Regions from separate parts of the Mus musculus genome. Here region 1 is linked to region 2. The links are chromatin contacts, found by POLR2A ChIA-PET in ENCODE. All regions are on one chromosome and are shown on one strand. The core of a region is the stretch at or near the end of the contact, and the rest is flanking DNA. Distances in the headings are between cores, read along the strand shown. Region 1 has its middle 4.1 kb from the start of Mir3074-1. Region 2 overlaps Aopep (aminopeptidase O).

Region 1 (4,909 bases), core at 718-3,217, 33 kb before region 2:
TGGTGGCACACGCCTTTAATCCCAGCACTCGGGAGGCAGAGGTAGGCGGATTTCTGAGTTCGAGGCCAGCCTGGTCTACAAAGTGAGTGCCAGGACAGCCAGGGCTACACAGAGAAACCCTGTCTTGAAAAACAAAACAAAACAACAACAACAACAAAAAACCATTGAAATCTAAATTATAGTTCCATCCACCCTGTAATACACACCTGCTTTAGGTGTCCCCTTCCCATTTCAGATGGCTTAGATCCCAATGATGAGGACCTGGGGAGTTCTCTCAGATGCTAGGAGGCTCAATACACAGAACAGCCAGGGCTACTTGGTACAGCTAACCTTGGGGAAAGGCCCTATCTATGTGAGTTAGGCTGTCCCCAGGATTTCAGGAGTCCAGATATGCACAGTCCAAGCTCTAGAGAGATGGAGATAGGAGGATCCGAAGGCCAAGGTGACTCTCAGTTATTCAGCAAGCCTGAGGGAGGGTGTGCCATGGCTGTGTGTTCTGACAGTGTGAATGCATCTTCTATACAGACTTGAGTGTCACAGTCTTTGGAATTTTGAGGGTCCTAAGCCAACCCTCAAGGACACTACACATGGGCTGTTGTGCTGCCTCTGGGGAGCTGTTGTGAGGCTAGGTGCTTGTCTGTGTGCTTGCTAGGCTGTGGGGGAGGATGTCTGTTGTGTGTAACAATGAAGTGAGTGTTACTCCAGTGATTGGCTAGGGCAGAGCCCAGGTGAGAAGGGAGCGAGCTGTGCAGAGTTCAGTTTCTGCTATCTGATCTACAGAGAGAGAAAATGGAGGGGGTGGGAGGAAGGAAGCAAAGCAGGTGGAGCGCCATCTGTGACTGAGGAGGAGACATCTGCAACCCCCGTGCTGTAGCAGCATGGTAGCACCCAGGACTTAGAGTCCAGCATCTGAATAGAGGTTTCTAGTTAAGTACTCTCCAGGGCTGGAGCCATGTGCTCTGACATGCATCCTGAGGCTCCATCTGCCACACTCCTAGCCTCTGTCCTGTCACCATCCTACTCTAGGACGTACCCTCCGACCTCAAGGCTTGCTGAGACCTCCACCTCTGTACCTGTTTCTTCCTGGTCATAGTATAATAGGTAAAAATTACAACTGCAATTTTTTACCATTAAACCATTATTGCACTTTATAACTCAACATAAACCTCACAGCTATCTCCATTCTTCATAGGCCACAGAGCCTCCAGCACCTTCAACACTGCAGTGTGAAGGTGAGGAGTGAGGTAAGGCTGTGTTAGGCTCAGGCGGCTCGGCTCCCCGCAGCTTTTCAAGCCTCAAGTTCCACCTGGTTTAGAAGGCCACACTTCTCCTATAGGTTAATCCATCGGACAGTGGGCAGCAAGGGAGGACCTGCTGGAGTAGACAAGAACTTCCTAGAACTTGGGACTCTTGAGTGCTACAGCTGGGTACCAGGCTCTAAAGGTGTGTGTGTGTGTGTGTAAGAAATTATAGGCAAAATGACAAAGGTGGCTTAAGAAATGAGAAGCCGCAGGGCACACACCTACTCTGTATCCAGACATTCTGTATCCAGACATAGCCACAATAAGCTATGTAGCCAGGACAGAACACAGTCTGGTGGATCGCTTTCCTGGAATGCCATGGAATGGACAGCCGGTTAGGGCCTGCCCCGTCCATGTTCCTGGTCCACCCTGCCAGTGCCTAGGTAAGGTCATTATACAGACAAGAGACAGTGGTGGACCCAGGACAGATGGGAGAGGTCCCATACTCATTCCTGTTCTGTCCTCGGGGACTCATAAGCCAGCCCAAGCCTGTTTCACTGAATTGGCCAGATTTGATTTTACAAGCCAGCTGAAGAGAAAGGGCATTGTATCTCCAACCCAAGCTTGCACACACGTCCTGTCATGCCAGGTTTCTGGGGCCATCGCCAGCTGCTGAGGCCACATTCTGGTGACTGTACCTCTTGTTTCCTATGCTTCTCCGAGAACACGGACATGGACACTCCCAGCGGGATCAACCACCAAGGCAGGGCTTCTTTCTGGCCAGTCTTCCCACTGGGGCTACACATGCCAACACCAAGAGCCGGTCTCCTCAGCAGCCCACCCCATCCTGGGAAACTTCCTCCGCTTGCCCCAGTCTCCTCCCTGTCTCACACTGTCTGGTCATTGGTCTGAAGAGAACTGCCTTATTGGTTCATCAATCTCTCCGACAGCATCAATGGGTGGGAAGGGGGCCATAAAACCGTCCCCTGAATAGCCGGATGGCTGCTCCTCCCTCCCACCTCGTAAACCCCACAGACCAGCCAAGGGGCCCCCGAATTCACTGTGGCTAGGGTGAGTTCACCCCCCTCACTGAGACTACTCCCTGAAACCTTTCTTGGGAGGTCCAGGCACTCCCCACCCACGCCAGCCCTGGGAGTCTCAGAGATGTGATGAGGCTAGGCCACTCCCTAGGGAGAGAGTGTTCCAAGGGGCTGAATAACCACTGAGCTTTTGGAAACAATGTTAAGCCGCAGCAAGGTGTCTACATACTGTGGGAATGGGTATGGCAGCCCAGCCACTCAGGGAGCAGGCCAGCTAAGGCCACAGGCCCAGCACCCAGGACTACTTGGCAGGTGTAGCTGGGGCGGGGTGTTCTCCTTTCCCTTACCAGGCCAGTGCTGTTCCTGTACTGGCTGGCTCCGTCTCTGTATAAGCCTGGTGGGGACCAGCAGGACTGAAGCAAGCAGCTCTGCATGTGAACCCTTCAGATCCCATCCTCTAAGTACTGCTTTCTGTTGCTTCCTGGGCCATAGCTGCTTTGGAGAGTTGGGGCAAAGGTGATGCTGTGGATAACAGAGATCCCTGTGTGTGTGGCATCCCCTGCTAGCTGGCCGCTCACTGGGCTTGTGTAGCCATGTCCTGCTAAGCCACGGTCAGGAGAAAAACCTGGTAGGAACTTGGCACTGGCCTGGAGTGGACCCTGAAAAACCCTCTGCGTTTGGTAAGGACTGCTTACTTTGGGATATCTGCCATTTCTGGTTTCTACCCTGGGGACATTCTATGACATTTCTGCTCACCACAAGCAAGAATACCTTGCTATAGTATCAATTATTTCATTCTTTTGATGTGAAATTCGTTTGAATAAATAAATACATAAATGCTTTAAAATCCTCCAGTACTATTGGAATAGCTGAGTCAGAGCGCCCAGAGTCCTTTCTGGGACTTTCTCAACCCCACCCTTCCCTTCTTCCTGCCTGGGTCCAGCCAGAATTCCCAGTACCTCTCCCTTGGCTTCTGTCCAAAGGCTCACAAACAAGGTGGTGAGCTCCCAGCCAGCCAACCTCTGCCCCTTCCTGGGGTTCAACTCTCTTCTACAAATCCGAGTGTGGATGGCTCCCTTCCTAGGCCAGGTTCAGGATCTATGTAGAGGGACAAAACAGTGGGTTCAGGATCTATGCAGAAGGATAGCCCACAGTGGGGGCACTGATGTTTCCTCCTGTGCAGGGAACCATGGCCCAGGGGTCAACATCAGATGATCTAGATGCACCCCCTTCCTGTAGCCCTGGCCTCACTCCGGTTGAGGCCTGCTCTAATCCTTGTCGGAAGCATCCCAGATAACACGGAGGGGTGTGTCTCCTCTGGAGAAGAGATGGAGTAACTCTAGGCTGTCTTGGTTGGAAGGAGGCCATTTCTGGTGGGATCAGTGAGAACAGGCTGGCCCAGCCCTGGCCTGTTGTTCTCAAGTGATGGACATCTGCTTAGCAATGACGATGACAGTATTCAGTGGCAGGGTTAAGAGGCTGGTGTTTCTGCTATCCCACTCACCTCTTGGCAGTTATCTCACACGGATCCTCCTGTCCCGGCCCCTCTACCTACTGGAGGCATGGGCCTGGTGGTAGAGCACTTTGCTCCCATTGGGTTTCTCTCACCCTTCAGCTTCCTCCAGGAATGAAGTGAGGCTAGAAAACGGCATGGAAATAGTGCTGGCAACAAGTGTGCCTGACCACCAAGGACAGTCTCAGTCTCTCCAGGGACAGAGGAGCAGACTCAGGTTCAGGCTTCCAGGCTTTCAACACAGGCTCAGTCTCACATCTGAGTGGTGGGAGGGAGAGTTCCTTAGAGGGGTTCCAAGCCCCTGCCTAAGGCTTGGACACCAAAGCTCTGAAGACCAAGCACTACAGAGTGGTCTACAGCAAACACTGACCCAGGGATCCAGCTTCTTGCTCTGCCCACTTGTGGTTTGGAGCAGGAGCCTGGGTGATGATCCACATCCTTCCTCCGCCAACAGTTCACTCATCACCTGAACCATATGCTATAGAGCAAACTCCTCCCTGGGTGAGACAGCTCAGAGGAGGAGGTCAAGCCTCCCTAGACATCCATTCTTCCGCCCTCAGACCCTGCTTCGCATCCTATTTGACAAGTTAACGTTTGCAATGTTCTGTGTCCTGTGAAGTCAGGTGGCTCACGGAAGAATGGAGACTGCACTTTCTTGACTCCAGAGGTCTCAGCCAGATGAGGGAAGCCTGCTTCCACAGCCTCATGGGCCTCTGGTGCAGCTATGGGTGGCAGGAGCTGCTGCCTAACTTGTTGGGGTGGGGGACTAGAGGAGAGGGGAGGATAGGCTTGCTCTGCACCCAGCCAGAGGTGGCAAAGGACAGCTCTACCACAGATCCTTCACCAAAGCTGTGAAATGGGCATCTGGTTCCAGTGAGATCTCCACTTACCTGAAACCCATTGGCAAGAACCCAAGCCAGACACAGCCAGGCACAGGGCTCAGTGACCCATGGGGACAAGGGACTTGATCCCTGAACAAAACCCACCTTAGGCGACAGCTTTGTTTTGCTTTAGTGGTTCCTAAGAACAAAGAACAAAACCAGACTAAACCAGTGCTTGGCTGCTCTCTCCAGTTCAGAGGAGGTATGGGCCACTGAGGTTCTCAGAGGGGCCTT
Region 2 (5,156 bases), core at 1,999-4,498:
AATAATGGAAGAAAAAGTTTAAACATGGAAGAATACTGTTTTCCAAATGCTTATAGATACATGCAAAGCTGTCATTTTAAGAAAATTATCAAATACTGTCTCTTTTTTTTTTCTCCATGGGAAAAATATAGTTAACTATAAATTCACTCAAGCCCAGAAATTTTTCTTATATTTCTCTATCTTCCCACATTACTATGTCAAAGTGAGATAACCTGTGTAGCCACGGGGTACAAATGTGCTGTTTAGTAAATAACTAAGTAGACATGAGATCCTTCGTGGCTGATTTTGGTGCAGTTAACTCTGCCTCCTGCAAAGCTGAAAGAATTGAGGTCCTCATATTCATGAACAAGAGCTTCAATTACTCTGGAAGCTATGCATCCTCTGAATGAGTGCTAACGTGCAGAATAGCCCACCTCCTACAGAAAACACCATCTTCAAAGTTGTATCACAAAAGCTAGAATCCTCAAGTTTAAACAGGACAGAGCACGCTCAAACACAACTCTTATTTTAAAGTTCGTCATGAGAATGACTGAAACTACATCTGTTTCATGTGCCCACCTACTCCCAGATTTCATAGTTAAATCATTAAAAAGAATTCAGTGTCCAACACGGCAAGATGGAGTAACAGGGTGACAACGTCTGCAAGAAGAGCCATCAATAAACAATTTAATGGTGTGAAAGAATCTATCAAGAGCAGATGTACAGAGCTGCAGGCAAGTGTTCAGAACAGAAGATTTGCTCTACAGTAGAACAAATTCAAAGAACTCAAATTTCAAATGTTCTGACCTAAAAGGTTTTATCAGCACTGTATGCGGCGGCTCCGATGTCTCCGATGCAGTGGACCAGGCTCAGTGAAGATGAGGGTCCACCGATGAAGAAACTGGACTACTGTATGAGGACCAGCATGCCTGGCCTCCATGTTAAATTTGCTAACAAGTATTAAAATTCAGTGTAAAAAACAAAGCCACAAAAACATGCTCATAACGAGAGGAATGAGAAAGGCAACGGAAGCCCAGAGAAGTCACTGCTCAGAGTGGTTCTCCTCACATACTCAGGTGTGGGTACAATCATTTTGAAACAGTTTCGAAATGAAATTTACTCTTAGCTGTTCATCTGAAGTCAAAAAAACAATGTCCCCTCACCCCTGGCTCTGGCCTTTCTTCTTCACAGAAAGAACTGTACAACATAAATGTCCTTCTGGCCAGATTTTTTTCCCCCTAACGTTCTTCTGTCTTTCGTACCGAATCTAAACTACCCACAGATTCTGGCATATGTCTACAATTTGCAAGTTGGTTTCTTTTGTATCATTATACGTACAGTCAACCACAACTATAGACAAACAGCAGGGTGTTAGAAGAGGGGGCCAAGTCTTACTACATGAATTACTGCTGGAAAAATAAAGCACGTGGTTGTTATTGAATAAAATGCTTGCTAGGTACCACTGTCCAACTGCTACCCAGTGTGGCAGTCTCACTTTATAGAGTAATCTAAGTTGTGTAAGGCAGGAGAGTCATGTTTGGCCTCGTCTTTGACACTCTGGGATTCCTAGTGTGGGTGTTTTATGCCCTGGATCAACTCAGAAAAATTCAAGAATATTCATGCAAGGGAAAGAAACAAACAACTTCTGGGGAAAAAAAAAAAAAAAACAACAAAGCAGCTTTGGACTTTTAGGCCGAGTATTCGTGTTTTTCAAACCTAAAGGGGATGGAGGCTGTATTGGACCCGCATATGGTGTACAGGAGAAGCTGATGTCTGCAGATGTGCAAGCAGCATTAGGGACAGGAGCCTGACCAAGTCTCCCTATCCAAAGCCATGCTCCTCACAGAGTGACCAAGCACTGGCAAAAGTACAGAAGCCACCCCAGTACAGGAAGCCTAAGACTGGCCCCAAGGTGCTCAGGTCTGAGGTCTATTGTGAGCTCTAGGCTGGATGCAGCCAGGAAGCCTTTGTGTAGCTGTGGAATGCACAGTCCCTTGCAAGGTGTGGGTCTGAGTCTATTCAGCTTCTTCCTCAGGAACTGGCATGGACGCTAGTGACCCCAGGACAGCTGCTGCCTAACATCACAAAGGCATCAAGTCACTGCTAAAAATTTCACAAAAATAAACCTGCTCAACTTCTGGCCAGTTTGTATCTCGCTTTGCATAGGTACAATGGGTCCATTTAGAAAAGTCCAGACTTGTTTTGTTGAAATGATAATGCATTCTAAGTGTTCTGATTATTTCATCTCTAGTAGAAAATGCCGTAGAGACCTTCCTTCTTCCTCAGATCCAATTGGAACTGTATGAATTATCTTGGAACCTACCAATAGTTGATTTTTTTAAGAGGAAGAAATGAAGCTAGGTTTCCATCTTAAGAGAAAATTTTCCTACGTAATTAAATTACATAACTGAATTTTTAAAAAGAGAAACTTTTCAAAAAAAAAAAAAAAAAAAAAAAACAAGGCACCACAGCACATATTCCCGTTCCCAACCATCGCTTTGCTGTTAACACGCCAACTAAAACGGTCATTATTCCAAAGCCAGGCAAGACTCTAGTTTACACAATGCATGAATCAATACACCATAGTCCACCCCCTAAATATGTTCAATTATAAAATGGAAACAAATAAAACTCAAACTAACCTGAAAAAAAAAAAGTGGCTACAGGTCCCTCAACGTGAGGAGACCCAGAAATCACTCACTTTAACGCCACAAGCTGAGAACCACTTGCCCCGCTCATTTCCAGCTTAGCTTCTTAATTCAGACCTTTGCGAGGAGGAATAATCACGGCCGGCCGAGGCAGAAATACAACGAACACACTGTGCACTGCAGGGCGATGCAAACAAATGCCGTCAAAGTCAGGGGAGAGTGCGGCCTCTGCTCTCTGCTCTGGGTTCCCATCTGAGCAGAGCCTGAACGTGCAGCTGTCTAGAACCTCAACTTAACCTGTTGAACATTCCCAGACAAAGCCAGAGCCAGCCACCGCGCGTTGCTGTTTTCCTGCTGGAGTGAGTGTCCTTCAAGCTCTCCCTGCTGCAGGGCAGGGTGTCTCTGCGGATCTTTTCTCCAGGACCTGCCAGGAACTATAATCCCGAAGCCCTGGAATGCACTCCAAGTAGAAACGCCCTCATCCCAAAGCCCTGGAACGCACTCTGAGTAGAAACGCCCTCAGCAAGGGAGAACAAAGCAGCAAAGTCCCGGACAGGGTGCAGGGGCAGACAAGGGAGCCGTGGCCTCCTTACCTTGACCTGGGACCTGCACCTGCCGGCGTAGGCTGATAAGGGCCGCTCGCCCCGCCCTCTCTGCTCTAGCCAATCCACAAGGCCGCCCCGCCCTAACATCCCCGCCCCCCGCAATTCCACAAATTAGGCGTTCGCCTCCCACCCCGCACTTACTCAACATACAGACCAGTCCCAGTACAGCCTGTGATTCAAATGAGAACAAAGGCGGGCTTAGCATGGCACTTTCCTTCCAATTCACTAAAGTGAGGCCCCCTCATTACACTGGGTCCCATGAACACTTCCTTGAAGATCTTTCCAGTTAGAACCGGGATGAAAAACAATCTGATTTTTCCCGCGGAGCAAAACATTCCTGGGTCACCTGGAAGCAGCGTGTAGGTCTAGGAGGGAGGGCAGAAGAAGAAAAAGCTGCCCAGCCGGTTTCTGGTAAACAATCTGCATAATTGCTAATTAGGAGTGGGGGGTGGGGGCGACTGCCAACCTCTCACACCAAATCATTAGGAACAGTTAGTTACCTGAAAGAGGAAGGGGAAAGGGGCGCCAGAAATAAGTTTCCTGGGTTTGCCACCAGCTCTGATGAAGAACACTCCCAGGACATACCACTGGCATTCTGGTCACGAGGGAAGATCGATTCCAACAACAGAATCACTTCATTCGCCACCGTCCCTAGCACTGCTTCTTCAAACCTGATTATCATTGCACGCACAGTTGTTTACCAGAATGGTGAAGCGGGCATTTGAAGATATGACGCAAACAAAACGATAAGGGTTTCCTCCAAACAAGCAAAATGCATCGGGCAGAATCCCATTTACAATTTTAAGTATTAAAATTCCACTCCAGTTTTAGATGCTGAGTGGAATTTCAGGGACTAGAACCATACCCTTAAAAAATGCTTAGAAAAAAAACAGCATCACATGCTACCTGCCAGTCCTGGTTTGATCCAAGTCATCTTCGCCCATTTAGAACTGTCGGGAAGCTTACAGGGTAAATTTGTAAGAAGCGTTTTTATTTTATTTTTAAGTTTCAGGCAATGAACTACTGTCTGGGAGGAAGAAATAAAAACCTTGACTCTAAACAACCCAGAACAAATACGTTATACAAGTCTTTCAGTGTGACCTGGCCCACAATAGACTTTAAAATGTAAAAATTTTAGTTAGTTACGGTTTCCGTCTTATTCTAGGCTTTCACTAGGATATATTCCAGTTTCAGATGAGGGATCCATAGCCCAAGACTATGGAAAATTAATACAGCATTTTGTTTTCTTGCAAAACACCATTTTTGTTTAGCAGCTAAGCACAATTTAAAGCTTAACTGTAGCAACCATTTTAAGTCTTTTTAAAAGATACAAGCAAACAGACCAAAAAAAAAATCCAAAATACAAGTAATTTCTAGATTAAACAGTATAAATAAATCGTTAAGACAAATGCAAACCAAAATCAGCGTATCTATCTCAGCTCAAAGCTTTAATACAAAAAACCAGGAGCCTGGTACATAAAAATACAGAAGGGACTTCCAAACACCTGCTTTCTAGGTCAAATCAACAGTGAACAACGGTCAGGGAGACCTCCCCTTTAGAGAAAAATAGTTCCCCCAGACTTATCTTTTCCAAATTCTTCAGTCAAATTTAGAAATCAAAGTTTTGGCTAGATAGGTCTCCTTTTGTGCAAGAGAGCGCTTTTCTTTATTAAAAATGTTAATATTTTAAATAACAAGAATCATTACAAATCATAATTTCTCAAAGTAGTTTTCATTTTGAAAAAGCAAGCAATATAAATACACAACAAAGAGACAGGGCGAGAAGCTCTACAGAACTCCCCAAAATGTTCCTGTAAAGGTTGACTTTAAGCAGCCTTGCGCCAATGCTCAGGGTTTGATTTTAAAAGCAAAAGTCTGTTGGAGATTGAACTAACACACTCTCTCTCACTCTCGCTCTCCTCTT

Evidence for each region. ChIA-PET counts read pairs that join two places held with the same protein, here RNA polymerase II (POLR2A).
Region 1: POLR2A ChIA-PET joins it to region 2 with 50 read pairs in embryonic stem cell. The contact joins two enhancer-like sites. POLR2A ChIA-PET finds 5 or more read pairs at or near these places in 4 of 5 experiments (Patski and embryonic stem cell).

What each region holds. Positions count from the first base shown.
Region 1 is chr13:63,302,924-63,307,832 of GRCm38, reverse strand. It overlaps a transcript of Aopep not described here and a transcript of Fancc not described here. Among named protein-coding and RNA genes, the nearest start is that of Mir3074-1, 4.1 kb to the right of the region's middle. Within about 2 kb of position 1,967, at least 3 of the 3 ENCODE cell types and tissues checked have a DNase peak (open chromatin) inside an H3K27ac peak, as active enhancers do.
Region 2 is chr13:63,270,874-63,276,029 of GRCm38, reverse strand. All of the region lies in intron 13 of Aopep (aminopeptidase O), which reads right to left. Among named protein-coding and RNA genes, the nearest start is that of Gm16907, 24 kb to the left of the region's middle. Within about 2 kb of position 3,248, at least 3 of the 3 ENCODE cell types and tissues checked have a DNase peak (open chromatin) inside an H3K27ac peak, as active enhancers do.